2 separate regions of the Mus musculus genome follow, and region 2 is linked to region 1. A link is a loop called in an ENCODE intact Hi-C map of the cell type or tissue named here. Cell type or tissue: gastrocnemius. All regions are shown on one strand. Links, peaks and the distances in the headings refer to the core of each region. The heading gives the core; the rest is flanking DNA. Region 1 overlaps Bbx (bobby sox HMG box containing). Region 2 has its middle 18 kb from the start of Dubr.

Evidence for each region. Peaks named below come from ENCODE experiments on the same cell type or tissue, not always from the same donor. Only the 100,000 strongest peaks of a DNase experiment are listed, where the experiment ranks them.
Region 2: a loop joins it to region 1, with 3.0 times the contacts of the local background. A loop is called at or near these places in 2 of 42 quality-filtered maps.

The regions. Positions count from the first base shown.
Region 1 is chr16:50,373,608-50,389,880 of GRCm38, reverse strand. All of the region lies in intron 2 of Bbx (bobby sox HMG box containing), which reads left to right. Among named protein-coding and RNA genes, the nearest start is that of Bbx, 51 kb to the left of the region's middle. In gastrocnemius, for the core only: a CTCF peak has its summit at 8,742; a DNase peak (open chromatin) is centred at 8,741; H3K4me3 peaks cover 1,069 bases; H3K27ac peaks cover 269 bases.
Region 2 is chr16:50,743,060-50,759,332 of GRCm38, reverse strand. No RefSeq gene overlaps it. Among named protein-coding and RNA genes, the nearest start is that of Dubr, 18 kb to the right of the region's middle. In gastrocnemius, for the core only: no CTCF peak of the experiment used is centred there; no DNase peak of the experiment used is centred there; H3K4me3 peaks cover 1,878 bases; H3K27ac peaks cover 3,411 bases.

The DNA of each region.
Region 1 (16,273 bases), core at 4,364-12,363:
AAACTTATAATTCGCTTCTAGAAATATGGCTTAAAATTTCCAGTTCAATGTTTTTATGTCATTTTATGATGAATTTCTCAAGTCACTATGTGAGCAAATAGGGGCCGCAAGAAAGTAATAGGGATTAAAAAAATATTTTGGTGTTCTGTCTAATCAATTTCTATGTGACACATCTTTGTTTTGTTTTTCTTTTGTATTAAAAGTCGTTTTTATTACCATTACTTATTTGTGTGTGTGTGTGTGCTCGCGCGTGCGCACGCATGCACGCTTGTTGGAGTTGATATTTTTCCTGTGAATCCTAGGTATTGAATTCAGGTGGCCAGATTTGGTGAGACATTCCTTTAATTGCTAAGACATATTATTAGCCTCTTAGCCTCCTGTTTTTTGAGACAGGGTCTCATGTAGCACAAGGCTAATCTTGAACTCACTATGGAGTCAAGAGTGACCTTGAACTCTTCATCTCCTACTTTCCAGATGCTAGGGTTATAGGTATGCACTGTCACACCTAGCTACCCGTCTTTGAAACAAATGCAGTCCTTCTTACAGGGATTCAAAGTGCTATATATCTTTTATGTTATTAGTGTGTCTATTATATAGTTTGATTTGAGTATTTCTGCATTCTTTGTAACACTGATGATCCTTTTGTTTCTTTTGTCTGTGTTCTACCTGCTTTCTCTTTCCATTTGTCTGCCTTACAGTTTCACATTCCTGAAAGTCAACTTTGTGTGCTGCCTTTGCTCTACGGCTCTATTCACAGCTGGTTTCCACTGTTATTTCATAAGACGACCTTAATGGGACTCTGAACAGTTAGTACTGTTTATACTTGTGTCTTAAATTTGTTAATTTCTTGTTTGCACTGTCCTGAATTTTATAGGGATGATTAGTTTTCTTAAACTTGTTTATTTGCTGGTCTGATTTGCATAGTATATATTTCTTTGCTATTTTGTGGTTTCAGTTTTATTTATTTACTTATTTTTAAATGTTTATTTATGTTTGCGTGCTCTGTCTGCATGCATGCCTGCATGCCAGAAGAAGCCATCAGATCCTATCATAGATGGCTGTGAGACATTATGTGGTCACTGGGAGTTAATCCCAGGACCCCAGAAGAACAGCCAGTGTTTTAGCCACTGAGACATCTCTCCAGTCCTGTGTGGTTTTATTTTTAACATTCATATTGAAACTAATTTTTTTTAACATTGTGTGGAGTTATAGGTGGCTGTAGCTTTTGAAATGAGAGAAACTGGGAGGTGACCTTATTTTCCTCTGCTTTGTCTCCTGAACATTTTAGGTTGATAAGGAAAGAAAAGATCCCAAATGACACGTCTGGATTCTTCTTCTTCTTCCCCCCTTCCCTCCTCACCCCGCCTTTACAGAGAAGCTTTAAGCTGATCTGTTCATGGCACTAAATGTTCCCTTCCGTACCTCCTAGCTGCCTTTGTTGTAGGCTATTTCTCAGTGTTTTGTGGCTGTTTTCATGTGGATCGTGTTTTTATCAAATTGTGAACTGTGTTGTTTTCTGATAATGCCTCTCAAACCTCTCTGTTGTCTTTTGGAATTGTTAACAGGTAGATGGAAATAGATGCAATGCCTCTACTTCAGCGTTTTTCTTTTTATCTTTCTTTCTCTTTTTCCTTTCTTTTTCTTTCTTACACACAGTTATTTCATCAATATGTGTGGGTGGGAATTGAACTCAGGACCTTCGGAAGAGCAGTCAGTGTTCTTAACTGCTGAGCCATTTCTCCAGCCCCATGTGAAATAAAGAATGAATGTAAAAGGCATGCATATAGAAGGGTAGGCTAGGTCTTCAACTAATGATGAGCTCAGGCTGCTAGGCTTGGTGGCAAGTGCCTTACCTGCTCAACTATATTGCTGGCCCCTTTAAGATTCTTTCATGTTGTTATTTGTATGTGTGTGCTTTTCTTTCTTTCTTTCTTATTTGTAAGTGTGATTTGTATGGGATGGGCATGCATGCCACAGTGAGTATGTGGAGGTCAGAGAATAATTTTGTGGCATCAATTCGCTCCTTCTACTTTAAGGTGGGCTCAGGAATGGACCTCATCTCTTAGCCATCTTACTTGCCCTATTTTTTCGAGTTCTGGAGAAACCCCTGGGGCCAGTGTGACTCACCCCTTTACTCTGCTGGGGTGGCCTCTTCTACTCAGTCTATTTAGTTCAATAAATACTTTTTTTTTTCATTCTCAAACTTTTAAAGATATATAGGGCTGACCATTCCTTTTCTATCCCTTCAGTGGCTTTTGAAATACGTGTAAAATATGCCTCTGCTTAAAGCAGTAAGCAAATAGGCTCCAGCCAGTCACATACAGCTGCCTTCAGATCATGACATGTGGCCACTTAACGCAGGAATAGCTACTTACATGATATCTGTGTTTGACCTTTGATTTTCTAGCACAGTTATCCTAAAAAAGATACTTTCCTGTACTCTAAGGATAAAATTCTCTAATAACAATAATATTAGGCAGCTTATTAGACACTGTGTACTAGAACTTGTATCAGACTGATTTTCTCATACGTTATCTCATAAGATGCCAGTTTTCCTTACAAAGTTACTAAGGGTATGTCCATAGCAGTTTCTTTGTGTCCTATCTATTCCCTTGAAGTCAACTGGCTACTCTCATGGAAATTTACTGAGAAGCAAATCTTTGGTCTCTGGTTGTGCTTCTGGCCTCACAAGTTTAAGAAGTTGTCAATGTTGTCAAGAAAGGTGCTTGCCTTGCCTTGCTCATCCTAATTTAGAGTCCGTTTTTCCTGCTCAGTCTGTGGATGTGTGGGATGTGTGTGTGTGTGTGTGTGTACGATTGTGCTTCCTTTAGCCCACTGAACGGAGTTCATTAGTTCATTTGTGCAGCTCTTCTTGCTTGCTGTCAATGGTGTAGGGTATTAACCTTTTTTGAAATGACAAGTGTGCTTATTTTATGAATAAATTATTTTGTAGATGGGAAATTACAACCCAGAAGCATATCAGCTTCATTATGGTCTTTAGGCTGTACAGGTATTCCTGAACAGAAAACCACTGTATGCTGACAACCATATCTGACTGACTCCCAAACTTTTCCAAACTTCAGTATTCAGTTAATTCCTTCTTTGGTCCTCAGAAATTCCTAATGAATTTGTTACATGTATCTTTTAAAATAGGCCGAAAAAAATCATTTGTTTGTTTGTTTGCTTGTTAATACCTTCTTTGTAGACGGTTGGCACTTACTAAACCACCCTTCAGAGAAAGTAGCTCCTGGAATGAGCTAGTAGAATTCTCATATATCATAGTGATTGCATATTAGTTAGCCTTTATAGATAAATGCTTTATAATTGCAAGTAAACTCTCAATATGTTGTTTCCTTTATTTGAGACCTTCTGATCATTACTGTGTTTACACATTCTCTTTTAAAAGGTTAAAATTAACATCTATGTGCTATAATCATTTAAATGTTTAATATACAACCATATAAACAGGTTGATTTTTAAAAGTAGCATTTAAATTATCAGTCATTCAAATAAAAATTATGTCTATTGAAATATGTTTAGGGAAGGTAATTTTTTCTTTACACTGATTTACCTCTCTTGTTACATTAAAGGATTCATTTCAAAGAATGTAAAACAGTCAGAAAAGTTTCACTAGGTTGTATTAAGTGAGCCACCTTTTTGTTAATTTTGTCTTCAGAAGCAGTCTGGACCTTTAGCTTACTATCAATACATTTGCTTTTTTGTCTATTTAAAAATTTCAGCAAGCTTGAAATTAATGTCTTCAATATTATCCCAATTTAAACAAATTAGCCGAGTGAAACAATGATATTATATTCCACGGTATATCCTTGTGAGAATGAGGTCATAGTCACAGTAATTAACTTGCATTAGTGCAACTGCTCAGTGTTTCAAAGTTATGATCCTTTAATATACATTTACATTATTTTAAACAATACCAGAAAAGAATTAGATAATTATTTTTAGCAGGATTAAGTATTCTTGAAGACTTAGTTAAATAATCTATTTCTTTATAAAAGTACAAATAATAAAATATTAAAATGTTGTAGGTCTTAAAAATAAACACACGTGTCATTTTTGTTAACTCATTTCCAACATTTTATAGCATGGTCATCTAGAATAATTGTAATTTAAAAATCTCAGACTCTTCATTAGTATGGTTATGTTTTTTCAGATTATATATTTCTATGTTTTGATTTATTAATAGTTAATCAACTACTGAATCCTTGGTATGAAGTAATCAACATAAATAGCTAAGAATCTTTCAAAATGTGTATTCTTCTGTAAAGTCGCTGGCGAAAACTGTAAACATTTTCACTTTAGAAACAAGGAAAATGAGAAGCAGAAAAGTTAAGTGACTAATCCAGGATCTGGCACCCAATAAAGGACTCATATTTATTACCCAGCATCCTCTCGCTCCAGAACTCACCTGAAAAATTACATTTGGGTATTTGGTATTTCTCTGTTTGCAATGTAGCAGCTTTAGATAGATCTGTGAAGAAGCATGATTTCAAGGAAATAGATATTGTTAATGATTGTTAAAATGCAGGCTATGAGCACAGGGAAAGAGTCAGTTTGTAAAGTAATTGTTGGGCAAACATAAGGGCCTCAGCTCAGATCCCCAGTATCCGTATAAAGCAACAGGAAAAAAAGGTAGGCATGGCTGCTCATGCTTAGGGTAGAGACAGTCCTGCTGTCATCTCCGGCAGCCACATGCACACCAGTGTGGACACACAGGAACATGGTGCATACACCACACAGAAAGTGTCTAGGCGATTCTTTGGAAATTACTAAGGATAAGGAGCAGTCGTGCTATTGGCATTTCAACAGCTAGCTCGGCGTTGCATATGACAGTAAACAACAAGCAAAGTAAAATAAAAGCAGTTTTTTTGTTAGTATACTTTCCAACTAGTATACAAATACGAACTGGAAAACAATCAGCAGTATTCAGAATCAAACTTTTAAGTCGCCCTCATTAACACAAGTTGGAGATGAAACTGAGCGCCTAAGAGTCTCTGTTCTCTTTTCCTTCAATATTAAGAAACTTTAATCCCCAGAAAGTGGCTCAGGGCTAGAGGGCACTGTGAATCGACTTAAGCAGACTCTCCTGCAGTAGGGAGGTAGACCAAGAGTGGCTGCTGTCAAACCTTCCACTCAGGTCTGAGGCCCACGTGTCTGACGACTCACTATTAGACCTGTTTCAGATTTTAAAATGAGATAAAATGTAAGGTGTGTTAGAACCAAAGATTCCTAAAAACCACAAAGAAATGGCAGGACACAAAAGGCCTTTGAACTCATATGAACTCTGGTGACTTAACCAATCCATTTAATGTAGGATAAATTCACCTCCCAAACACTTTGGAATCAATAAACTTGGTAAAGTGTCTTGTAAAGAATTTTCTCTTTACCTTTTCAGTTGTATAATTACAGCTGAGACAGGTGATTTCCCATTGTTCTCCTTCCCTTCCCTCACCATTCTGAAGATAGAGACTATCTATTTATATGGCAAATTACACGCCATTACTAAATAGAAAATATTGTCATCACCAGGTAAGGTTCATATGACATTCTTTGCACGTATTCCTGGATGGCTTGAACATCTAGGGTTTGATTGATCACTTTTTTCCTAGGAAATGTGACTTTTTAAAAACAAACAAACAAACAAACAAACAAACCCCTCAAATTGTCTGAATATCAGTATCCTTTTCATTTAGGAAAGGTCAGCCTGGGCAGCGTAGCAAGACCAAATCTCTTCTATCAGCTAAACATGTATCTCTGATGCTTTGCTTACAGTGTAATACTTACTGGTCATTGTACTAATTTCACTGGGTAATACCACCTAATTTAAATAATTTGAATAGTTATGTAATCCTTGGGTAGCCTGCTATTTCAAAAGTTTGGTAAACAGTTGCTTAGCCAGGCTTTAAAATGAAATGTTGATAAATGAAACTATTCAAGATGGGAAGGCTGGCGCCAAGACTTCCATGTAAGTTTGACAATTTAAAGTGTGATGAAGAATAAAAGTGTGATGGGAATCAGGAAAACAAAGGTTCAGAAAAAGAACGAAACAAACCACATGTGTGTAATGCTATCCTGTGCACACTCCCAGTCGGCTCCCACAGCCACCTGTTGTTAGTGTGCTGCTGCTGAAATTGCCACAGAAGTCTACGGGGCAGTGCGGCAGCGTAGGCAGCCCCAGAGAAACACTGGCGGGAAAGCGGCTTGTGAACTGTAAGACTGTAACAGAACCCAGGCCTGTCTAGATTGTTAGCTTGTAATTTTGTGATTTTGCTCACACAAATGTTGAATGACTTTTTTTTTTTAAAGTGTATTCAAGAGTAAAATACTGCCTGTATCTCAGAGTAATTTCCTTTCAAAAATAATTTATTTAAATTATGCTTGTGTGTGGGGTGGAGTAGGGTTGGGGGAGGGCTGGGGGGGACGATGTCAGGGTATGTGCAGGTGAGTGCAGGTGCCCATGGGAGCCAGAGAGAACCCTGGATCATCTGGAGTTGGAGTTAAAGGTTGTTATGAGCCTCCTCACAAGGGTGCCGGGGACTGAACTCTGGTCTCTATAAGAATAGTATGTGCTGTTAATCATGGAGCCATCTTTCTAGCCTCCACTTCTAACTAGAGGATAGAGTGTCTGAAATTACTCAACGGTTGTTAATTCTGGCTTAGGGATTCACCAAGTCTTTGTCCTTGGGACAACTCGTGAGTTTTAGTTTTCTTTTGAAGTCTTTGTGTGGTCTAAGTTATGTATATGTAGCTTGTTTTCTGTTGTACATATAGAAAATCCTTAATTTTAAAATGATTTATAGAATTGTTAACAGGGAAGGTTTTTTAAAAAATTTATTGTTTATTTTATGTTCAGTAGTACTTGTCTGCATGTCTATCTGTGTGCAGGTGTCAGAAACTAGAGTTACAGACAGTTGTGAACCACCATGTGGTTGCTGGGAATTGAACTCGGGACCTCTGGAAGAGCACCCAATGCTCTTAACCACTGAGCCACCTCTCCAGCCCAAACAGGGAATGTTAATTGAACAAAATTAGACACTGAGTAAATCTGTGATTCAAATTTACTGGGTTTTAGTAGTTTTAAGGTATAACTTGCTATTCAGAGGATTGATCAGTCAATTGATTTATTGATCTATCTGTGAAGTTACCCATTTTATTTTGGTTTTCGTTTGTTTGTTTTTGTCTTAGCATTAGGGTCCTAAGTCTGTAGTTTAGAAGACGACCAAAACTTAACTTGTTACTTTTTTCCCCTAAAATTCCTTAAAGACATTAATTGGTCTGTTCTTATAATGCTGTTGATTAAACTCAGGTCCTTGTGCCTGCTAGGTGTGGAGTCATAGACTCACATTCTCAGCCTGAAGAGACTTATTTTTACAACATCTCTGAAAAACATATATTTGTTTCTTGTAAGCCTTATTAATTAAACACCAGGATGGAACCTTAAGGCCCTAGCCTGTGGTAAAGGTGAGACAGATGGACTCTAGTGTAGTGTTGGTTTGGATGTGGAGCCCAGTGGACTCAGCTAGCTAGAGGGAAGCCTGCATTTGGTCCATGTATTTGTCAGAAAAATGAAAGAAGGAAGGGTTGGAGAGGAAAATTGTTCTGCTATCTTCCTAGAAGGCACTGAAGGCTTACTAGTCTTTGGGGACATTACTCAAATTGTCTAAACATCAGGGTCATCACCTGTAAAGTGGGAAGATTATAGTACCTGCCCTGTTGGCTGCTAGTGCATAGGAATAGTGTGACAAGGAGTACTAAGAGATGTGCAGATCGCTTTGCTACTTCTTGGCACAACCATGTTTTCTAAGTAATTGATAATACGATGTAGTCGTTGTTTTGATGTAGTAATGATGGATGAAAATCAATGCTTGAAGTGCATTGGAAGCAAAGGGAGTAGAACGCAGGAAAGGACTCGATAAAGGCTTAACAGCTGGCCCTGGGAGCCGTGAGGAGGCACCGGGGAAACGGGTCATGCCCTCCCTTGTCCCAAGGAAGTAAGGCTTTCAGAGTGGCTTACACAAATCCCACACTTCTGGGTTGTTTGTTTTTGTTTGTTTTTATTCAGCGTATTTGTTTTGATGAACAATGAACGTGTGCTATTTTAAACTCTTTTGGTATTAAAGTGTGCGTCTTTGGTTCTGACTGAATAAGCTCGTTATCAGTACTTTTTTGTGTGGCTCGTTAGTGTGCTGTCTGAGCAGTTACGCTGCTGCTCTGTTGTATAGAGTCACTCTTTAAGACAAACAATATCTGGAAGCGTGGCCAGGTACCTTCACTGAGCTGGAAGAGGGAGACATGGGGGGAGCAGTCAGGAAGCATGTAGGTGGGAAGGGTTTCCTGTTTCCAGGCAACAGCAAGGCGCTACAGACGGAGAGCAACTTGAATATAAATTCATTCAGGAGAGGGCATTTTACCACCCTGCCTCCTATTAGGGACATAGACTGTGGGAAAGAGGGTGGGGTTTAAACTTGATTTGTCAGTAGTTATCTAAAGCCATTTCTCATGAGCTTTTGTGTGTTTTACTGAAAATATGGTGGGCCAGTGACTAGGTTAGAATTCTACGGTATTTTCAAAGCAGCAGCATCTACATTTGCCTTTTACCCCCCCTCTGGAAGCACGGGGTTTCTGTGGCTTCATTTTCCTGCCAGTCTGCTTGAGAGCCTGAGATGCTCTTGGGCCCTACGCAGTCTCTTTCTCTAACTCCATCTGCAGGAAGGAGGGGGAAGCGCAGCGCACTGGCGCCAGTGGAGGTGCCACCTGACTCTGAGGAGCCAGCAGAGGTTCGCAGGAGCCAGAGAGCCCTCGCTGCCCTGCTCGTGCCATTTCCCCTCCTTATGAAAGGAAAGACAGTGGTGGCAGAGGCTATTTGCACTCTAGCTAGAATGGTTCATTTTGAGATTTTGGAAGTAGGTGGTTATTTAAAATTTGAGGCCCCTCCTCAGTGATTTTATATCTGGGGGTGTAATCTGTGGCCATTATGGACCCTTGTTCTTTACTCCAGCCTCCTTGTTAGGGAGAGAAGAGCTCTCTCTGTGTGCTTGCAGAGCGCAGGGCCTCTTTCAGATTGCATTTTCTCTGGAGTTGTTAGTGTGAGTGGCTTTCCTCCTAAAACCTGCTTTCCATTGTTTATCTTACTTCTTGGGATTAAGTATTTTTCAGAATGGAAGTCAGATGAGTGGTCTTGTCAAGGCAGATCATGCACAGATCGTTCTTTGGTTAGACATGGAGAGGAGAGCAGAGCAGGTGCTGCCTACGGTCTTGGAGCCGTGTGTGTTTATCACTCCATTAGGAGCCTGCCATAGTCACTTGTCCTGTGATATTTGGCTACCTTAAAAAGACTTCCCACTTAAAGGGCTACAGAGACTGTGCTGCGGCTTAAGCAAACACACAAGGTCCAGGCTTTATGTAGGATCCCCTGTCGCCATGCGTGTCCAGGGATGAATCACTTCTTGAAGGGTCTAATCTGTCTCCTTATTGTCCTCTCAGGAAAGGGTCACATTATTTAAGTGTAACTTCTGAAAGCCTGGCAGGCCTTTTCAAGGAAATGTTGATGGATGCTCTGTAGTCCCTCCCATCCCAACGGACTTCTTTATGTTTCTTTCTACTTAGACACTTAACCTATGTTTAGGGCGCCTCTTTTATTACCAGAAAGAAAAAGTTAAAAGAGTAATCCTTACTATTGATACGGCTTGTTCTCCAGTTTGATCCCTGGTTCTTTAATCAGACATGAAGTTTCCTCTTCTAGTCCCTGGCCACATTCAGTTGTTTGTATATAAGAACAGTAACAAAATCCTATTCTTAGTGAATTAAAAATCCTTATTCGTATTTTCCGTAGGCCTTTAAACTGTTTTAGGATTCTGAGTTAGCAATCTCTGGAATATCTTTGTTGATTATGTCATTGTTTATGGTGGTGGATTCCCCATAACTGGATTGTATTTGAGAAGTTTATTTCTAAACACAACAGATATTAAGAAAAATATTTTTAAGTAAAATTGGTTGCTTAAGTTGTTTTGTAGACAGTTTAGATAATTTTAATTATCAGTTTTATATATTTTATGTATAGAAAATCATAAAAAGATTATCATTATAAATTGGAGACCCATGCTTATTTTTATTTATTTACCTATCTATATGTATTCTTTTTTTGCTTGTTGTTGTCCTGATTTTAAAGAAGTGACTCTGTTACAGTATTTTGAATAAAAGGAGGCTCTTAAGTGCATTGGATTTTTCTCAGTTAATTTTTGAGACAATTATTTTCACTGTCTCCTTTCAGCATTGCTCTGATTGGTAATTCTTTTGGATGTACAGCATCGCTTTTTTATCATATTCCCAGATTCATGCAATAAAATGTACTTAGAATTTGTTTTATTGTAATGTAGATAGTAGCAAGATTTCCTATTACATTAGTAAAACATTAGTTTTTGATGTCAATTATATTAAATGTGAATTCTTAAATTTATCAAAACTATATCTGATATGTAGGTGTGTTATCAGGAAAATGTATCCCAAGGTTAAAAAATGTTAGGGAGTATTTAAAGTAAGAGGAAATGTCATGGTTTTAGTCTTCTATCATTATGCAAATAAATGTTCAAGTTTGGAAAACCTAAATTCAAGGTTCTGAATTTTCAAACAAGGTAATGGCTTTGTTTTAAATATCTTCAATTATATTATCATTTATTGAGCTTTGTATAATAGTTATTTTTATACAAACACTGTTGCTGTTGTATGCTTTTGGTAGCTTGGAGTAGATAAAAGGGAAATTCAATATCATATCACCCCTGCCTCCACCCCTGCCCACACCTTGCCCTCATCCCCCACTCCAGTCCTCCCAGGAAAGGAATGGCCCTTCTTGAGTTTGTTTGCTTATTTGTTTTTAGACACTCTATAGTCCTGGCTGGCCTTGAATTACAGAGGCCGTTCTGCCTCTGCCTCCCCAGTACTGGGATAAAGGTGAGGAAATTTGTAAATAGGCAAGGTTGGCCTTGAAATTTTGACAGTCTCCAGGACTCTTGAGTGCCACCATACCTGTCTCTTATGATTCTTAGAATGTCTCTATTGGTGATCCTTCATTTGTACCTGGCTCTTAGTCAATCTGAATTGAAAATCTCATATTTTCTTCGTCCTTCTGTTTTCAAATGCTAACAATGTTTTAAATATGCTGAATAGATAGTAACTATGGTCTTAAGCAGAGAATATTTTTAAAAGTAGCTTTGTAAATCGAATTGTATGCCATATTATAACTAGTGGTTTGTTAGCTCTCCTGTGTTGTGGATATGAGCTGATCTTCAGTTTATGTACCACATTTGCAGTGTATGCTTGGTATCCTTGAATTTGCTGTGTCTTTTATTAGGCTAACAGGGGTTTAAGGTAAGGATATGAGTTATGCATCAATAATATAATTTACCAGGACTTGTGCAGAATTTATAGAATTTAATTAAGTCGTATTGGTAATCATAGAGTCTGTCCTCTGAGAAATACTTGTTATGCATTTTTTAGAAAAGAATAATGGAGTATTATTAGTAGTACTGTTATCAGAATTTAATAAAGTTTAGATCACCAGTATATAGTATCTCTGCATTGATAGTGTATGCCTAAGGGCTGAAATGTTTCTGTAAGAAAAGATTCTGGAACTTAAAATTCAAAGATTGAAGCAGAAGTAGTTATTTCTTAGGTTGTTCAGACACTAGATATTTTGCCCAGCTTTTTGATTAATAAAATATTTGTGTTGCAGAAGCATTTTAAATGTTTTCTATAAGTAGCAAATATTGAGCAAATTTTGAAATATTTTAAAAACGATTTGTGCAACTTTCATCTTGAATTTTTAGTTGTGGGTATCGTGTTTGGGAGCTCTTAAAACATTTTTCTGCTTTTTATGAAGTTATTTATTCTCAATTACATAGATGACATTTATAAGACTAATGAGTTTTGTGGTTTTTTTTTGTTTGTTTTTTTGTTTTTTTTTGGTTTTTCGAGACAGGGTTTCTCTGTGTAGCTCTAGCTGTCCTGGAACTCACTCTGTAGCCCAGGCTGGCCTCAAACTCAGAAATCCACCTGCTTCTGCCTCCAGAGTGCTGGGACTAAGAGCGTGTGACTTAACGAGTTTTTAAAATGTTTCTTTTCTATAGAAGCATGGAAGTTATGTGTTTAGGGTTATAAGTGTCCTATCCTGGCAGCTAAGGGACTGTCCTTGAAAATCATAGCCATTCAATTGCCAAACAATACTAATTTTAAGTCAGCTTCTAGGCATGAATTGGGTTCCTTATTGTGAAAGTAGTGTCTTGCCTCAAGGTTGTTGGCGCTTAAATAAGGCTTTCTATGTCAATGCATTGTTGTGGGCCTATAATGTACCTGGTACTTATAATGGGTAGTATTTAAGTTCCAGAAGTTTGTGCTTTCACAAAGGTCTCATTAGTGTGTGTGTGTGTGTGTGTGGGGGGGGTGGTGGTGGTAAGAGGGTGTGTGTGTGTTTGCCAGAGCACAACTTTGTGGTGTTGTTGTGTTCTATCTGTTTGTAGATTCCAGAGATCAAACTCAGACCGTCAGACTTGTATGTGTAAGCACTTAATCTGGCTAGGTATCTTACATGTTCTGCGACAAGAAAAGCTTAAAGACTTTACAAAATTCATAGCTATTTTTCTGCTTCTATAAATAGAATTTATAAAAACTCTGTTAATTGTGTGTATGTCTGTATGTCTGTATGTATGCATCATCTGTACAGGTGCAGCTGTTGTAGTTATCCATGAGACATGATGGTGCAGGTGTAATATGCTCTCTGTGTCCCTAGACACTGCATAATGCTATTCTACAGATCTGGGCTTTGGTAGTTTTTCCATTATCATTTGATTATTTCCAAGGTTGTTAGCAGCCTAGTTGTATTATTTGCTACTAATTAGATAATGAGGAAGCTGTGAATTACTGCATTTATGATCACAATTAAAGTTAACATGAAGTTTAAGGGCCTCCTTTAAATATATAGGATCTGCTGCCTCTTATATTGGTCATACAGAAGTTTTTCAATTTTTTGTTTGCTTTTGCCTTTTGGAGTTGTTTTGTATTTCAAATAGTTTTGAGATTCAGGCTTCCTCATTAACTAGGGTGTCGTAGGCTTGTTTTTTTTTTTTTTTTTTTTAACTTTAAAGAGCTAGAAGGACCTTGTAGGTAAACTTTTCAACCACTTTATCATTCAGAAAAAAAAAAAAACAATGCAAGATAACTCGACTTTTCAAAAAGATTGATTTTTTTTAATTCTATTTTATCTATGTGTTTTGCTTACATGTGTGCAAGTGCACCACATGTGTGCCTTGCTGCCCATGAAGGTCAGAAGAGGGGGGTCAGATCCACTGGAACTGGAGTTGAGGACAGTCATGAATGAGCCTCCATGTGGGTGCTAGGAATTAAACTGGCTTTTGTTCTCTGCAAATTTCTGAGCCACCTTTCTAGCAATTAGTGATTCAGTTATCATTTAAAGAACAAATTGAGCTTTAAGTGCTAATTTAGCGTTATGAGATGTATATCCTAAATATATGTATTTTAAGTTTTCAGGGTGCAGCTCCACAGTAGAGCACTTGCTAGCACAGGTAGTCTCTGAATCAATTGATGGGGAGGTCAGAATTTTTATCTGCTAAATAGTCTTCAGGTTTTATTTTGGGACTAATTTTTAGTAGGGCTGCTTTATTTAAAAACAAAAAGCCAAACATGTTATTATTCAAAATAAATTGTTCTTTAAGCTGTACACAGTATCCTTTTGATGTGGGTCCTTCCTCCCCCCCCTCTTTTTTTAAGATTTATTTATTTATTATATGTAAGTACACTGTAGCTGTCTTTGGACACACTAGAAGAGGGCGTCAGATCTCATTATGGGTGGTTGTGAACCACCATGTGGTTTCTGGGATTTGAACTCAGGACCTTTGGAAGAGCAGTCAGTGCTCTTACCCATTGAGCCATCTCGCCAGCCCCTTCCTCCCTTCTATTAATCGTAGATTCTTTTCTCATATAATTTGAATTAGTTCCCATTCCCCCACGATTTCCAGTTCTCCCTACTTGCCCTACTATTAAGATCTATTCCCTTTCTGTCCCTTAGAACAGGCTTCTAAGAGATAACAACAAAACATAAAAAATAAGATAAAACTTAAAGCATCATAATGAAGTTAGATAAGCCAAGCCAACAGTAGAAATAAAAGACCCCCAAAGAGAAGGCACAAGAATCAGAGACACACTAGTTTGCACAGTCAGGAGTTCCATAAAAGTACTACCTAAAAGCTATAGAATATGTGCAGAGGACTTGTAATCTGTACACAGTATCTTCTATGTTATCCGTTCTTCTGAACTTGATTCAACTAATTTATAGTCGATTTGTTTTTAATATTGAAATAAAAATTATTGAAGCAATACTATTTCTTCTTCTTCAAAGATATTCTGGTAATGTTGTGTCTAAACCTATGTCCTGGGAGCCAGGGACCGTAGCCCCTAGCCTATCCTCTAGACAGGGCCTTTTGTGTCCAATTGTTATTATACAAAAATTTTCTTACTATGTAGTCATGGTCGGCCTTGAACTCAGTATGGGGACAGCTAAGTATGGACAACCACCTGCCTCTACCTCCTGTTTATACCACCATACCTGGTATTAGTTCTAGATAATTTTAATTAAAATTCCATAAATGCTTAAAAGGAAAGTAATAGAGCAGAAAGACGTTTATGGATTCAGAATATGTTCAGGAGATTGTGTATTCTGTTTTCCAGGCTCAGTAAGTTTTGAGAGTCAGTGTCTTTGGAGGCCTGTGGTAACTGATCCGTATGCAAGGAGTGATAGAATTGCATTTTCATACTTTAGGGAGTTTTGTCGTCCTGCTCTGTTTAAAATAAATTCACGTCTAAATTTTATAAAGTAATTTAAAAATAGAAATTGAATTATTTTTGGTAAGCTTTTAAGAATTGTTATATATTAGGGGGCTGGAGTGATGGGTCTGTGGCTAAAAGGGCCTGCAATTCTAGAGGACCTGAGTTCCGTTCCTGGTACCCACATCTGGCAGCTCACAACTGCCTGTTAATTTCAGCTCCAGAGTATCTTATGCCCTCTTGTGGCCATTGTAGGCATTGCTCTCATGTGTCATACACAGGCCATACTTATTTTTCAAAACTGTCAAAGAATTTAGTTACATCTTAGAAAGATTTGGATTTTCTTATAATTTTAGATAGTCTACATTAGAAATTGCTTTTCTCACAATTCTTAAAGAATTCGAGTCTGAGGTTTTCATCTTGCTGACTTCTGTTTTGGTTGCTGTCCCAAAGCTGTATCTGTCTCCATAGATACAGAGGTCAGTAGCAGCATGGCTTTGTCAATGGGTGCTTGAGTGAGAAGATAGAAAATAGGGGGATCATGGCTTCAATTCAGATGAGACCACCTTTCCTAGTCTGGAGCCACACAGAGGCCCAAGGCTCTGGTTGATAACAATCTCACTGGGGAAAGCAACATTTACAGAGGAAAGCTTTATTCACAGTTTAGGGCTTGCTTCCCCTCCCCTCCTCTACCTGTCTCCCTCCCTACCTCCCTCCCTCTGTCTCTCTCCCTCTCTCCCTTCCTCCATCATTATACTTTCCCTAGTTAACTAATAACTAAAATGTATCTATTTTATGCAGAGTAGAGACTTGGAATTCCTACTTTCTGTGATTCACAGTTTTACAAAATAAATTTGCAGAAAGCCAGCCAACAGAACAGAAATTACCTTGCTTTCACAATGCACGCCACTGACAGGAATTATCTTTGCATTTTTTTCACTTGTTTATCTTTTTCTTCCCATGAAGTCAGAAGCACTGTCTGCTTTGTCCTCTTTTCTAGTGACTAGAACTGTAATTGTTCCTAAATAGGGAACCGTGGCAGGATTAGAATGAATGAATGATGGTTGATTGTTCTTACGAGCCTGGGGGGCTGGGGGTGGGGACTGTGAGCCAGAGCTCTAACGTTTGAGGCCGGGGAGGTAGAGGGAAGTGAGAACACACTGAACATTTGGGCTGATCACAAGGGGAGGGAAGGGTTCTGAAGAGTCAGGGTGGAAGTTAATGCAGGCTCAGTGAGAAAGCCTGGGTGAAAGTCCTTTCCCCCTGGAAAGGGGGAGGTAATGTGTGAGGTTATTCAGAGAAGCAGTATGGAATTAGGTATTTGAGGTTCAAAATCCCCGTTTGCCTCATATAATAGGAGTAACTTTATTAAATAAACCTTAGCTTCTCTGTGCCCATTCCCCAATTCTCTTTAAAAAAATAT
Region 2 (16,273 bases), core at 3,580-11,579, 370 kb before region 1:
GAATGAAGTATCCACCCCTTGGTCTTCCCTCTTCTTGATTTTCTTGTGTTTTGGAAGTTGTATCTTGGGTATTCTAAGTTTCTGAGCTAATATCCACTTATCACTGAGTACATATTGTGTGAGTTCCTTTGTGAATGTGTTACCTCACTCAGGATGATGACCTCCAGGTCCATCCATTTGCCTAGGAATTTCATAAATTCATTCTTTTTAATAGCTGAATAGTACTCCATTGTGTAAATGTACCACATTTTTCTGTATACATTCCTCTGTTGAGGGACATCTGGGTTCTTTCCAGCTTCTGGCTATTATAAATAAGGCTGCTATGAACATAGTGGAGCATGTGTCCTTATTACCAGTTGGAACATCTTCTGGGTACATGCCCAGGAGAGGTATTGCTTGGTCTTCCGGTAGTACTATATCCAATTTTCTGAGGAACCACCAGACTGACTTCCAGAGTGGTTGTACAAGCTTGCAATCCCACCAGCAATGGAAGAGTGTTCCTCTTTCTCCACATCCTGACCAGCATCTGCTGTCACCTGAATTTTTGATCTTAGCCATTCTAACTGGTGTGAGGTGGAATCTCAAGGTTGTTTTGATTTTCATTTCCCTGATGATTAAGGATGTTGAACATTTTTTTCAGGTGCTTCTCAGCCATTCAGTATTCCTCATTTGAGAATTCTTTGTTTAGCTCTGTACCCCATTTTTAATGGGGTTATTTGAATTTCTGGAGTCCAGCTTCTTGAGCTCTTTGTATATATTGGATATTAGTCTCCTATCAGATTTAGGATTGGTAAAAATCCTTTCCCAATCTGTTGGTGGCCTTTTTGTCTTATTGACAGTGTCTTTTGCCTTACAGAAGCTTTGCAATTTTATGAGGTCCCATTTGTCAATTCTTGATCTTACAACACAAGCCATTGCTGTTCTGTTTAGGAATTTTTCTCCTGTGCCCATATCTTCGAGACTTTCTCCCACTTTCTCCTCTATTAATTTCAGTGTCTCTGGTTTTATGTGGAGGCATACTTGAAACTTAAAACTTGAGTAAATCCTTATTGTAGAACTGATAAAGACACACACACGACATAGGCTAATAATAAACACACATATTTAAAATATTTAATTACAGATGTGAGTTCTACATGTTTCTGTGACACTGCTTCACGCATGAGGAAAAGAGTGATATAGAGCTCATCTCTAACATCTTCACTTCAGTAAGCTACTACATAAAGATTAAGCCACTGCCTTTGGATTCAGGTTGGCTCTAGATCCACTCCCTTCTGCCCTCCAAAGTTTCATAGCTGCTTCAGCCATGCCGGGAACTATCCTGTCCTCCACGTTCACTCAAACGAGACAGTATCTTCATATGATGTGAGAGCCTGGCTTTTTACCATTTCCTAGACATATTTCTCTAAACCATGTTTTTACCAGAAAGTATGGCCCTGTCTCTGATATAATTCAACTTTTAAAATTTGCATAAATCTATGGGGGCTGGAGAGATGGCACAGCAGTTAAGAATACCCGGTGATGTTCGAGTCCCAGCACCTACATAATGGCTCAAAACCATCTCTAAATCCAGTTTCAGAAGATCTAACACCATCTTCTGGCCTCTCTGGGGACTAGGTACACAAGTATACATACACGCACACGCACACGCACACACACACACACACATATATGCAAAATATGCATACACTAAATAAAATTTTTAATATTCCTACCAGTTTAAAGCTACTCTGTGTTATAGACAAAAGCCCTGTCTGGGAAAAAAAAGTCAGCGCTCCAAAATGGCAGAGGACATTAAAGGACTTCCCTCCAAGACCTCAGTTCCTGAGACCCACATGGTAAAAGGAAAGAATTTTACATCCCCATCCACACCCACAGATAAATAATGTACAGCAAAACAAAAGTTATACACTATGTCAATAAAAATATGTAGCTGACTGCCATTTTGCATAAAGCTTACTCATGTTTAAGCAAGATTTTTTTTTTCAAATCAGAAATACCTTTGGTGAGGAGAAGAAGAGAATACTTAAAATTATTAAAGATTAGAGTAAACTAGGAAGATTTTATGATTTGTTAGTCAAATAGGAAAGACTAAATAATTTTTTTTATGTGAGACACAACTACTCTTCTTTGGATATTGTTTTGTGGATTTATCCATATAGCTTCTATTTATTTAAATTAAAAAACATACACATCACTAAGAATAGTAAGAGTGAGAAAAGCTTACTGTGAACTATTGGCTCCTTCAGAAAAACATTTAATCTAAAAGAATATTTCATTTTTATGAGTCAACATAAAAGTCTCCCTTAGTCAATGAGCCACCAAATAAGTAACTTACTTGGCCTGAGTGTCTGAGAAAACAAGACTAAGAAACAAACTTGCCATCTCTCTGATCCTCCTCCAGGGGGCAGTGCAGTTCTGAGGATCAGTCTGACCTCTGTTGCCCTGGCTGGAATCTCCTCCCCGCCTGTTTCCCTTACATGAATTAGGACATCGCTTTAAGCTGAGCCATAGTTTCTCATGCAAAAAATGAAGAACAGAACCAACAAAATTGTTGTACAGACGAATTGAGAAAATGGACAAGATGTGACATGTTCTATCAATGCTGTACTCCTATTCTCTTTATTCGCATTATGCTAATTTTCCCTGAGCTAGTTTCACTGAGCATTGTTTATTGAGCTTATATATTTTTAAAAATATATAACATATATGAATCTTATTAGGCATATAGGTAAAGACACTAGAAACACAATATATCTATCACTTATCTCCATAAATCCAGTCATGTGAGAGAAATTAGATCGATAGTCCCTTAAGATCCACACATGAAGAATTACTAAAGTACAAGGGAGAGAGGGAATCTCCATCGGATTTGGAGGAGGGGATCATCTTGCCATTGTGAGGGTAAACAGATGGATAAAATTAAATTGGAATTGAAAATGCCACCTCCCAATGTCTTGCTAATCATTTCCCTACCATGAGTGCATCCCTAGAGGTGTAAACAAAGATATGTGGTCATGATTCAGCCACTTAACGCTCTTTCCTAGTCCTGAGTTCTTAAGAGAGAATCGAATCACGGAAGAGCCAGAGCATAGCACAGCGGTGCTGGTGGGTGATGAGCAGATCTGAGAGCAGGAGGGAGATGTACTGATGCCGAGGCTGCTCCCAGGGAAAGACTGGGGGAACCCCCAGCTGGTTATCATCCCTCTGGTTCCCATATCTCCTTCTGAATCTGATGTCTAAACCCCTGGCCATTATCTAAGACCCATTAGGGCAGTGGTTCTCAAGCTTCCTGACACTGCAAATTTATACAGTTTCTCCTGTTGTCCTGACTTCCAACCATAAAACTGCTACTGCTATGAATCATAATGCAAATATCTGATATGCAGAATATCTGATATGTGACACCCAAATGGGCTTACAGTGTTGAAAACCTCTGCCTTACGTGACGGTCTGGCTACTTTATATATATATATATATATATATATATATATATATATATATATATATATATCTTAGAAATTTTCTATTCTTTAAAACTTTTGTTGTTTTGTTTTAGTTTTAATTTTTCATTAGATATTTTCTTTATTTACATTTCAAATGTTATCCCCTTTCCTAATTTCTCCTCTGAAAATCCCCTATCCCCTCCCCCTCCCCCTGCTCACCAACCCACCCACTCCAGCTTCCTGGCCCTGTCATTCTCCTATACTGGGGCATAGAACCTTCACAGGACCAAGGGCCTCTTCTCCCATTGATGGCCAAAAAGTCCATTCTCTGCTACATATGCAGCTAGAGTTATGAGTCCCACCATGTGTTTTCTTTGATTGGTGGTTTAGTCCCAGGGAGCTCTGGGGGTACTTGTTAGTTCATATTGTTGTTCCACCTATGGGGCTGCAAACTCCTTCAGCTCCTTGGGTCATTTCTCTACCTCCTTCATTGGGGACTCTGTGCTCCGTCCAATGGATGGCAGTGAGCATCCACTTCTTCATTTGTCAAGCACTGGCAGAGCCTCTTTAGAGACAGCTATATCAGGCTCCCATCAACAAGCTCTTGTTGGCATCCACAATAGTGTCTGGGTTTGGTGGGTGTTTTGGGGATGGATCCCCAGGTGGGGCAGCTATTAAAAACAACGAATTTATGAAATTCGTAGGCAAATGGATGGATCTGGAGGATATCATCCTAAGTGAGGTAACCCAATCACAAAAGAACACACATGATATACACTCACTGATAAGTGGATATTAGCCCAGAAGTTCAGAATACCCAAGATACAATTTGCAAAACACATGAAACTCAAAGAAGAAGGAAGATCAAAGTGTGGATACTTTGATCTTTCTTAGAAGGGGGAACAAAATACCCATGGAAGGAGTTACAGAGACAAAGTTCTTTACAACATTTAACCTCACCTGTCCCTGTGAGTCACCGAGTGAAATTTTGCAGTGCCGTGGGGATCGTCCCTCTGCGTTTCCAACCGACCTCTGGCTGTTGCTTGCATGTATGCTATGATAACCATTTTCTTGCCTTTTCTCGGTATAAAGAGGGACTTGATCGTGACACTGCTTTGTCTTTGCAAATTGCAAGGAAAAGCACCGTCTAAATTTTCATTTATCAAAAGAATCAATTGTTCCCCCTTCCTCTGTGGTTCACTCCTCCCAGAAGGGATCCCGCATTCTTCACTCTTTTCATTTTATGATACCCAACAAAGAACGGGGAAAGGCTACACTGGGAAGAACAGTGCACGGAAATAGAGAAGTGGAGGTCATTTTCTAGTTCCCCGAAGGGGTCTGTGATCCATTGCTATCCTTGTTTTTCTCTTAATAATAGGCTGACCAAGTTGACCTTCTTCTAGGGTCAAATATCAGCAGTTAGGTACTCGATGCAGTGGCCTCAGACAAGGGCACTGCCTGCTCTCGGTACTCGATGAAGGAGCCTGAGGTGAAGACGTTCATCCTCTAACAAGCCATCTGGGACCCTTGAGGCCTTAGGAAAGGAACCCACACTGAAAATCACCTATGTGAGTACAGTAAGAGTAGAAGAAGAGAAAAATAATAACTTGCCTTCCCTATTTAGGCAATAGGCCTGCCTGCAAAAGCCAGAGCTTGGCACTTCTGTATTCCCAAATGTCTCCCTGCCACCCCTTCTCACTTTCCAGTTGTCTCCAGATTTTATTTTGTATCCACTTTAGCTATGAGGTCACAGTTAATCCTTGAAGAATGTGTCTTGCTATAGGCAGAAACCTGATTCTTTCTGGGGACCAAAAGAAAAAAAGAAGACAAAGAAGAAGAAGAAAAGAAAAAAAAAAAACAGTAGACTTTGGGAAAACTGCAGTTGCTTTTGCATGTACAGGGAGAGCTTTTAGAGTCATTAGACTTAAAATGTTCTGTTTGTGAGACTGTCAAAAAGTTACTGCTCCCTGGAGGTTCCCCTAAGCCCCTCCCACTGACTCATGTCAGCTTGACTGCAGCTGCTCAAAAGCATGGGAATTTAAAAGCTTGCCACACAAGTGCAAGAGCTGTTGCCAGAACCGCTGCCACCAGACTGAATGGAAAGTCCCTACTGCAGAAGGTGTGGGGAGGAAGGGCCATCAACGGCAAAGCAGTGGAATGCAGGGTTGATAGAGATAAAAAGAAGCAGGAAGGAAATCACAAGTTCTCGGAGCTGCAAACTATTTCACCCTTTGACCTTGGGAAAGAAAACTCTCAGAACTTCAGTGTCCCTCTTTTGGAGAGGTTTTCTTTGACTTAAACTTTCCCTAGAAGTCAGAACTGATAAGTTGCCCATCATACCACTGGTCTAATATTTTTTTCATCAATGCTCAAAAGAAACTTCAATAGGAAGTTTTACTTTTGCTTTATTGTTATTATTTCCAGCCTAATAAAGTCCCAGCATTTTCCAGGGAAAGTATGTCTTAGCTCTCTGGTCCAGAAGTCCCCAGAGCCCAGGAAACGAGGTAAACAACGGCAGAGCCATGAGGCAAACTCCATTACTGCAGAGTTCTTCTCTTTGCCCCTTTCCACACCCCCTTCTGGAGTTCTGTAATTTTCCCATCTCACGCGTCAAACAGGAACATGATTTCACAAGCATCCATCCAAGGTATAAAAGGGAACATGGCTATTTTTGTCAGTCACTCTACCTTCAGAGATAGAAAGGACGGATGGAGGACGGAGCGGGCAAAGCTGGAGAAATGCTCTCTGGGTGTGAGCATTGATGCTGACTGCTCCCGCGGAGGGCAGGGGTTCAATTCCCAGCGTTCACTTGACAGCTAACAACCGTCTGTAATTCTAGTTCCAAGGGATCTGATACCTTCTGATCACTGAATACACGTGGTGCACAGATACGTGTGCAGGAAAAACACCCATACACATAAAATTAAAGATACAAAGGAAGCCGTTCTCGTGGCACTAAAATCTCCACGGCGTGCTTTATGGGGACTTCCTATTTAAACTGGACATCACAGTCCATCCATAGCTCACAATGAGACATATTGGAGATGGGAATGTAAAAAAAATACTGCAAATTTCTCCAGAAATACCTTTGTTTATCCCCCCCATCCACCCAAATGCAATGGTGCTCGTTATACCTGCTTGCCTACGCTGAAGCCCTTACCCCAGACAGAAACATCTTCAGTGCTTGTGAGAGAAAGCCTGCCTTGCTAGAAATGGTGTCTTCCGGAGCCTTTCTTCTTCTGTTAGGAAAACTTCTGTTAATGCTCTCCTTCCTTAGAGTTGATCCAGCCTGAGAGCACTTCAGACTGAGTCTCTTTCTCATGCCTGGAACCCCATCGCCACCGGCCCATCATCCCTAGTCGCGGCATCCCTAGACGGCTTCCTGCCACTTTGCATTGGGATCTTCATTTGAGGTGGGTCTTGTGGAAAGCCCGACTGATTCATTTTCTGCCAGGTTCCCAGTACATTTCCACAATGATCCGAAACTATTTATAACCGCTTTACTTCCTGGAATGTTTTTGCTGCGCCAAGGAAACTTCTAAAGTTTAAGGACGTCACTTTAGAACTGGCTGCTTGGCTCTGGTCCTACTTTCTTTTTAAATTCTGAACTAACAACAACTACAAAAAAAAAAAGAGCTGATGTTTAAACTGTCTCTATTAAATTGCCTTTCATTTATTTGTTTATTTTTGATAAGATTATGCCTCTTCAGCAAAACTCTTCACTCTCAGAGGACAAAAACTATGCCAGCTATTTACTGGTTTGCTTGTTCATTCCTTGCTTACTGCCACACTCCTTCCTGAGGTCAGCCCATAGCAAACCTACACACAGTGGGAGCACACACAGCAGCATATAGGTGTTGGAATCAACAAGGTATTTTGGCATTAATGTCTGCATTTCGGGTGGGCAATGCTTTTAGCCCTATAGAAAAATAAAAATGGAAATATTTGAAGGTTGGCCTATGAAATGCAAACTGACCTTTCTCTCATAGCTAAAACCTGTGGACTGGGAAGGGGTACATAATCCCCATACTAGAAGGCAGGATAATACCACACGGACTTGTCATCGAACAGCTATACATATCAGTGCAGCCCCTGATCCACTTAACCTCCTGTTTACATCTTTTTCAGATGTGTGTCATGTGTCCAGATGTTTGACACTGTGCCACAAAACTCTCATGGACAAATGTGGCAGAGCGAACCTCGTTCTGGGATGTGAGCTGACCACGGGGCAGAGCGGGGGAGGGCACTGCGCATGCCTGCAAGTGCACTCTGCTCTTTTCATTAGACATGACTTCTTTCACGCTCTGCCATTGCTTCTTGCAAGAATGTTTATGCTACACATTGTTATAACTATTAAGCTTTATCCTTGTACACATTTGTGGATTTTGAATTTTTAGAACTAGGTAGATGGCTTAGAGGGTAAAAACACTTGCTACCAAGCCGGACAACCTGACTCCGTCTCCAGAACCAATAAGATAGAAGGAGAGACCTTACTCCAGGCAGTGATCCCCTGACTGCTGCATGCCACACACTAAATAAATGTAAAACTTTGCTTAATTTTATATTTAAATTTTTTAAATTAAAATCTTTAGTATTTATATCACTATTCACATATATTCATTTTATTGACTAATGGATTTGTTATTGCATTCATATATTATACATATAATTACATCATTTTATATACAATAATGTATGTTGTATATATTCATATCCTATTACTTTCTCCTGCCCTTCCTACTGGTTTCCTCCCACTTTCCAAATAGCTTCTGTCTTCTTTCAACTCTTTTTAAATTAAATCTAGATTTATATATGAGAAAAATGTGGTATTTGTTTTTCTGAGCCTTGTCTGTTTATTCTAAAGATTTCCAATTCTCTCCATCTTCCTGTAAATGATATATCTTCCTAATGGTTGACTAACACGTGTGTGTGTGTGTGTGTGTGTGTGTATGTGTGTGTGTATAATAAAGTGTGTGTACATATAATACGTATATGGACAGAAAAATAAACTGAAATGCCATTTCTAAAATAGAGATCTTCTTACTGACATTCTTTCTGGGCACCTCAGTCACATCAAAATCTTCAAGAGTTCTCTCCGGATATGGACAAACAGTAAGCAGTTTTCCCAGGCATCTGAGGCCTCCCAGAACTTCAAGGTTCAAAATCAGAGCTGAAACTGAGAAAGGATCAGGCAAACCAAGAGCAGTTGGCCATTCTTCAGACCATGTCCCTAAGTCATTCATTTCACTGCTGAACACACCAAAATTCACAGAAAACACACCAAAGACAAGCAGCTATTGACCCAAGCCACCTCTATGCCACACTAATAAGACTTTTCATCATGGTGACAAATCCCTGAAAGAAACAGTTTACAAGGAGAAAAAGCTTTATTTGAGGCTCCTTGTGGTCAGCGGTTTCAGTCCGTGGCTTGCTACTCATTACTGGGAGCCTATGAGCCTGTGGTGGGACAGAATAGCATGGCAGTTTGAGGGCAAAGTAGATCAGAGCTGGTACCTTGAGACAACCAGGAAGAAGAGAGATCATGGAGTTGAACCTTCAGCTTGTTGGACAATTCTATCCACATTCATGGCAGGTCCACCTCCCAGCTATGGTCAGTTATCTCTGGAGTTTTAGATACTCTTAAATGTGTGCTTTAGATTCTCCTAGGTGTTTCTCAATCCAATCAAGTTGCCAGGAAAGCATAATTGTCCTAAATGCTGTTCCTCTTCGAGCTTCTCTGGGGAACATCCAGCTCTGGGATATGTTGTGACCTCACAAACCTAATCTGCAGATTCATTGTTCATCCTTCCCACCTATTGTTAAAACTTGTGAGGGGCCAGATCTATGCAGCTCTGTATTTTCAGTGCTTAAATCAGTCTCCGATCAATAAAATGCACGTGACATTTGTTTTAGTTTGTTTTGCTTACTTTCTTTGATGAACTAGGTGGTTTTAATTGACAAATTTATTTATTCAAATTGTATCAAGAGGGCCCATTCTATAGTAAAGATGGCTGTCCAAGGTTATGACTAACGACCTTGTATGCTAATTTTATTATATCTGAGTATTATTAGGCTACAACTAAACTAAAAGGCACCCTTAAAAAATACTTATCAGTGACTTGTATTGTTTTGATTAACTAGAGGAGGGCTGATGGGAGGAGACTATCCTACCACAGAATTAATCGGAAACATAGCTGTCCTGGGAGCTAGAGTTTCAGCCAACAGAACAAGATGAAAGCACATTTTCCCCTCCATTACTGACCCTCACATTTTGCCTTAAATTATTCGTGGAGGGGCTGGAGTGGTTAAGAGCCCTTGCTATTCTTGCCTAGGATGCAGGTTCAAGTCCTAGCACCTAGAGGTGACTCACAACTGTCTGCAGCTGCAGATCCTGAGGGGTCTGGTACTCTTTTAGCCTCTGGGGAAATTATGTATATATGTGCTACACAGGCAACATAATGGAGATATTTTAGTCTTTTAGTTTTTTTTATTACTCTTGTTTTGTTTCGGTTTGGTTTTTGGTGAGACAAAGTTTGCCCTGGTACTATCTATACAGATCAGGGTAGCCTCAAATTCAGAGAACCCAGTGTCTCTGCCTTCCAAGCCTGCACCACCACACCCAGCCTGTTTTATTACTTCTTGTGGTTGATATGCAAAAACTTTCAAAAGGTTGATGCGTTGAAAACTTGGTCGTCACTGAAATAGGATTCAGAGACAATTGGATTATGGAGGCTCTAACCTCATCGGTGGGTTAATCCATTGATGGGTTCATGGCTGAACAGGTCATTAGGAGGTGGGGCCTAGTTGGAAGAGGTAAACAGGGAACGTGCTATGGCTATAAACAAAGATATTTTGAAGGCATCTTGGTATCATGACAATTAAGCTAAAAGAGAGTAGTAGGCTCCCTGAGGGGTCTAGGTATTGTTTGGGGACCCCTGGGGACCTCCATGACCAACAGCTCACAAAGAAGCACTCTAAACCTGACACTGGCATTCTAGTTTTCTTTAATAACTCATGGCTTCCAGAAACCGCAGTGTCCAACCCTCTAAAGCAGTAGTTCTCAACCTGGGTGTCACATATCAAATATTTGGCATGTTTTTATAGCTACTATTACTTCCTGTCTCTCCTCCCTTATGTATCTGGCCAATAGCTTTTCTCTACTTTCCTGGAACCTAGGGATACACACACATCTAAATATCCAATGAGAAGATTTCCATATGAGAAAGAATAGTTAGCGTCTGTCTTTCTCTGCCTGTGTTACTTCACTTGGTGTAATCCTTTCCAATTTCACACCTTTACCTGATTATCTCATAATTTCGATTTTTAGAAGAAAATAAATTCCCTTTCTTTTCTCCAGTGTGGCTTTTGGCATCTTCATTACGATTCTGAAGCACCCAGGAGTCTCCCCACACCTTGATCTGCTAGGGAAATGGCCAAGCCCATAGTGACTGCTAGTGTGTCATTCCTATGTGTGCTTTGTTGAGATGGTCCTGTGGTGAGACGTGTTTAGTGACTCTCCAGTCTACTTGACACAGACACCCAGCTTCTGCTGGAAGAGCCACTATTCACTTTAATTATATTAATATTGTCATTGTCATTGTCATTGCCGCTCTGTTAATGCTGTCACATGTCCAACCATGTGTTCTCATGTACATGTGTATACCCTCCCAGAATGGGAGGAAGTGAAGTCACATCTATTGTGCATGCACCTAAGCACATACTATAGCAAGGATGTGGAAATGTGTTATAAGATCAGAGCCATGTGTAACATTGCGTCATGAGGGAGAAATGATTACAACGGTTGCTTTAGAATAACGAATCCTACTGATGTGAAGAAAATTAAAAGTATGTACTACTTGCTCATGGCAGGCAACGAATTGTGCCCGGTGATTTTGTATCGACTTACACAAACTATCTGAGAAATGTATTTGAGTTCTCAGACAAAAACTCAGGGGAGATTTTTTTTTCAGGGCTGTCACCACTAGGTGGTGAGCTCAACTATTCTGTTTTGTTTTGCTCTGCCTTAAGGTATAGTTATAAGACCATAAATAAGTAAAATACACAGAATCAGTTTCTTTCATATAGAGTGTACCTTTCTCAGTGGCTAACATTTTAATAACTACTCCCTGTGGTATTGATTTTTAAGTACCAAAGTATTTGGATGATTCAATGATTAATCACAATGTCATTTTCAAAGCATATTAAGGCAAATAAATTATTAATTATAAAGAGTGTTGCCTAAAATCTTGAACTGCATCTGCTTACAAATTGTCTACAAAGAACAACTACTCAAGCTCTTAGGACTTGTCCCTCTTGCGTATAGATTCCAGCTTCTTGCATCTAATGATCTATTGTTAAATAGTAACCACAAATACCAGTGTACCATGCAAGTTATGTTACAGAATAATTCACTATGACAATTTTCACTAATATTGCCATTTTTCCTCACTGACAACATACTCTGTTCAACTTCATTGAGCTTACATATTGCTCAACTTTTACAGAGACACATTTTATAATCTTCGGTGTAGATAACAGCCACGGGTACAACTAATTCATTTAGTAAGCATTTAATGAGTGCTATGGTTTGGGACTTAAAGGCTCCCCCCATCCCCCCGCAAAAAAAAAAAATCACAAACTAAGAGCTATGGTGGTATTGGGAGGGAATGGAACTTTAAGGAGGTAAGTCTAATAGAAGGAAGAAAGCCACTGTAGGCAGGCCCTTGAGAAGTTTGCATCTTGTCTGCTTATTTCTCACTGGCATTGATTTCTTGCTGACTTGATCTGCGTTGCTCTACTCCACACTTCTGGCTGCGGTGCATAGTCTCTTCACAAGGCCAAGCTCAATGGCTTCAGTTCACAATGGACTAAAACATCTAATGTCAAGAGCCAAAACCAACCTGCCTTCCTTTGTGTTGCTTTTTTTTTTAAACTGGGGTGTTTTGTTATAGCAACAGAAGGTTGACATATACACTGAGCCTATGTGCACAATACTATTGACTTTGAAGACCTGAAGCAAGAGTGTCTCTAGGGAGCCAAGCACTAGACATAAGTGCAGTTCCGTTGGGGCTATCATTTGGAACACTGCCCCAGAATCGCACTCAGCCACGCATTGACTCTCATGGACAGTTCCCAAGAACAGTTACAATCACTCTTCGTTCATAGACCTATAGTCTAATGGAGACAATAAATGTACACATTCAGTGACACTTTTCCTAAGAAGCTTGAGTTACAGACTTAGCTCTGTTACTCAGCAGTTGTATGGTTTAGGACAAGTTGCCCATCAAAGTCAGAAGTCCAGCGTTAGGTAATGCGTGACAATAGTACAGCCTGTGACTCTGTTCTGACGAGAAAATGAACCAACACATGTAATGACACACTAGCTAAAGGACTCAAAGCCTACTAGCCGTTGCAGCCATGTGTTTGCATGCTTAGCATGAATAGCCCCTACAGTAAGTACAGGGATAATTCATGAGAGCAAGCAACCGTTTGCAAACACGTTGTTTAAAAGATTTGGCTGAGATGTTGAAGCAGCATGAAAATGTTTCCATAGGGTGGAGCAAACAACAGTGAGAAAAGTCAAGCGAACTGTGCTTTGTGCAGAGAGTAACAAAAGGAATCCTTACAGGGCAGAGATGATGTAAGCAAGGGTAGCCTGGTCTAGAAGTGAAGCTCATGCCGTTACAGAAGACCTCGGACCAGACAAACAAGCCTGGGTGAGCTGCACATGTGAGAGGGAGCCACCAGAGCTTCTGTTCAGGGATCAAAGCCACATGGTGTAAGAAAAGCTGGGAAGGAGGCATTAAGTCCCATGAAGCAGTGGGAACATGAGTTCCACAGCCCCACCACTCGACAGTGAGGCATACTTTGGAGTCCTGACAGAGCAGAAATTAGCTACAGGAAGCATTTTAAGGATAAACAGGACATATTTACTAAATCCCAGGGCTCACGGTCCTAATCTAAAAAATGTTGTCAGGCCACATTTTCCTGATGAGTGTCTAAGCCTGAATGCAGGCTATGAGATTCCAGAGACTCCTTGAGTCTTATGAGTCCTTTTTTATTATTTCTTTTTTCTTCCTTTGGAGACAGGGTCTAACTATGTAACTCAAACAGGCATCATAGCCTTGGTCTTTTGTATTCAGCCTTCTGAGGGCTGGATTATCAACATATACCACCAAGACCAGCTCTTCGGATATTTTATTAAATTTTTAAAAAGTTATGTTCTGAAAAAAAGTGAGCTCTCACATCTGCACACACCCACTCCCTACCCTCCAATTCCTCCCTTGTGCCTGACCACCACTTTCCTTCCAAATTCACTCATTTTGGTTAGTTTGCCCGTGGCAAATATTAAATGGTTGTTCATTATATCACAGCTTTGTGTAACTTACAACTTGGTATCATATATAATAGCCAAGGATGACAGCAACCCACCATCTATTACCTATAGATGAATAGTTAAATAATGGCTTCTATGAGAAGAGGCAGGTTCTACATGATCCCCAAAGGGTAATAGCATTCTGGCATTTGCCACCGTTGGGGATCACCATGTCAAGTAAAATAAACTGGACTAGAAAGGAAAGCATTGTATGATTAATGTTTATTGAGTTCCTACACTAGTCAGTCCACAGAGACAGTGAACACCTTAGGGTGGGGTGATAGGGAATTGTGCAAATGAATACAGGGTTTCAGACTGACATGATAACAGTTTTAGACACAGTTGGTAATGGATTTGTAAAACGGTATAAATATCCTTAAAAAATAAGCTCTCTGATGAAGAGTGCTTAAGATGGAAACTTTTATTTTGTATTATAAATATTTTACCACACTAAAAGTTAGCGGTTCTCAACTTTCCCAATGCTGTGACCCTTTAATACAGTTCCTCATGTTGTGGTGACCCCCAACCATAAAATTAATTTATTGCTACTTCATAACTGTAATTTTGCTACTGTTATGAATTGTAATGTAAATATCTGTGTTATCTGTGTTTTAGGCTACGCCTGTAAATGGACCCCTCAAGAGGGATCACAACCCACAAGTTGAGAACTACTGGTGTAAGAAACCAAGAACATGCGAATCTGAGTCCCTGAGACACATGTTCACTCAAAAGGAAGGAAAGGTAAGGCATGCCAACCCACTTAGCCTGGCTGCTCAGCCAATTGAGGCCCTAGGGGACCAGACACCATCAGATGACTCACCCAATTGAAGAAATGAAGAGGAAAATGCCAGCCATCACCTACATCAGAACAATAATGGTAGCACAGTGGGCAGTGTCTCGTCCTCCATCTAACACTAAGGGAATGAGAAAGGAAATCACTCGTTCTGTCAAAGCAATCCCTTGCCTAGGTGTCCCCATGATGACAAACCTTTTTGGGAAATGGGAACATTGTTTCTGTGCCATAAAAGGCACTCCACAAAAAAAGTGTTGGGACAGGGTTTCTTAATAGATTTTTCTGTGACCCTCTCTGCCTATCAGTCTGTGCTGAGGTGTGTGAAGACACGGTCGCTGCCATTTAAGATCACATAATCTACCTCAGGGGACAGAGTCTCATAATGCCATGATAATGAACAATATGAAACCAAATATAATTAGGTGCTAAATTGTGTAGTACAGATTATAAGTACCCTGGGAGGACATAACATTATCTGACATCTTGTAGGAATGAATTATAGGTCAGGAAGTGTTCAATTACCATGCACTTGTAGAAGCAGACAGATAAACTACATAATAAAGCAGACAAGAGAAATTTAAAGTCATACATTATACTTTTATAATATTTCTTTTTGAAATTACAACATAATTATATCATTTCCCCCTTCCCTTTCAGTCTCCCAACCCCTCCCCTGAACTCCCTTGCTCTCTCTCTCAAACTCAACTTTCTCTCTCTCTAAACTTTCTTTAGTTGTTGGTGTGTCTCTGTGTGTATGTGTGTTGCATGTATATAAGTGTGCACTCACGTGTGTGCTCATACTAAGAACTCCAGAGAAAGATGTCAGGGGTCTTCCCTTATTGATCTCTGCTTTATTGCATACAATGAGAAATTACTGCTATCTCTTAGCATTTTAAATCTATGTAGTCCAGTTCCAGAGTTAGCCCCAAAGGCTGAGGTAATTTGTCGCAGAAGCCGTAAGAATGCTAACACTCACTCATACTGCTTTCCCCTGCTCATCCTTCAGGGTAAAATCTTTTCTCGGTTTCCATCTTCTGCTTAGTGACTAGATCTGCTTCTGTCCTTTCCTTCTGCTATAAGGAGCAAAACAGAGCAGTGTGCACATGTAGAGACAGGGCCTGAGGTGTAACGAGCATGTTATAATACTAATGTTACACAGGTCAGCGCTACTGATCCCAGGTGCTGGCACTCAACAGTACACAATTTCCTGCTCGCCAACTAAATAAACAAAAATGAAATAAAATATAAGCATATATATATTAAGAGGGGGGTTTTGTAAGTGCTTAGCATAATACATAAAATAACTCCCTGCCTTATTCTTGGTTTGTCAAAGGGGGTAAAATGTTAAGGGAGATTATTCCTACTGGCAGATCATGCAGAACAACGCACGCACTTCTGCAGTCACCTGCTTCCGAGCTATTAGAAATTGCAGAAATTGCAGTGATGTAATTAACTGAATCTAGAGTGACTTCCAGATGGCAACCCAATACCCTGGGATTCTGGTAAAGTTCTAGAGCTGCCCTTCCTTATTGTCCCACTTGAGTCCTATAAACTGTATATGAAAAGAATATGAAGGTACTAACCAAGTCACTTGCTCTTTAAAAAGACACTTCTGTATATGGCATCAAGGGCGAGACTAATGCATTTATAGGTAATAGT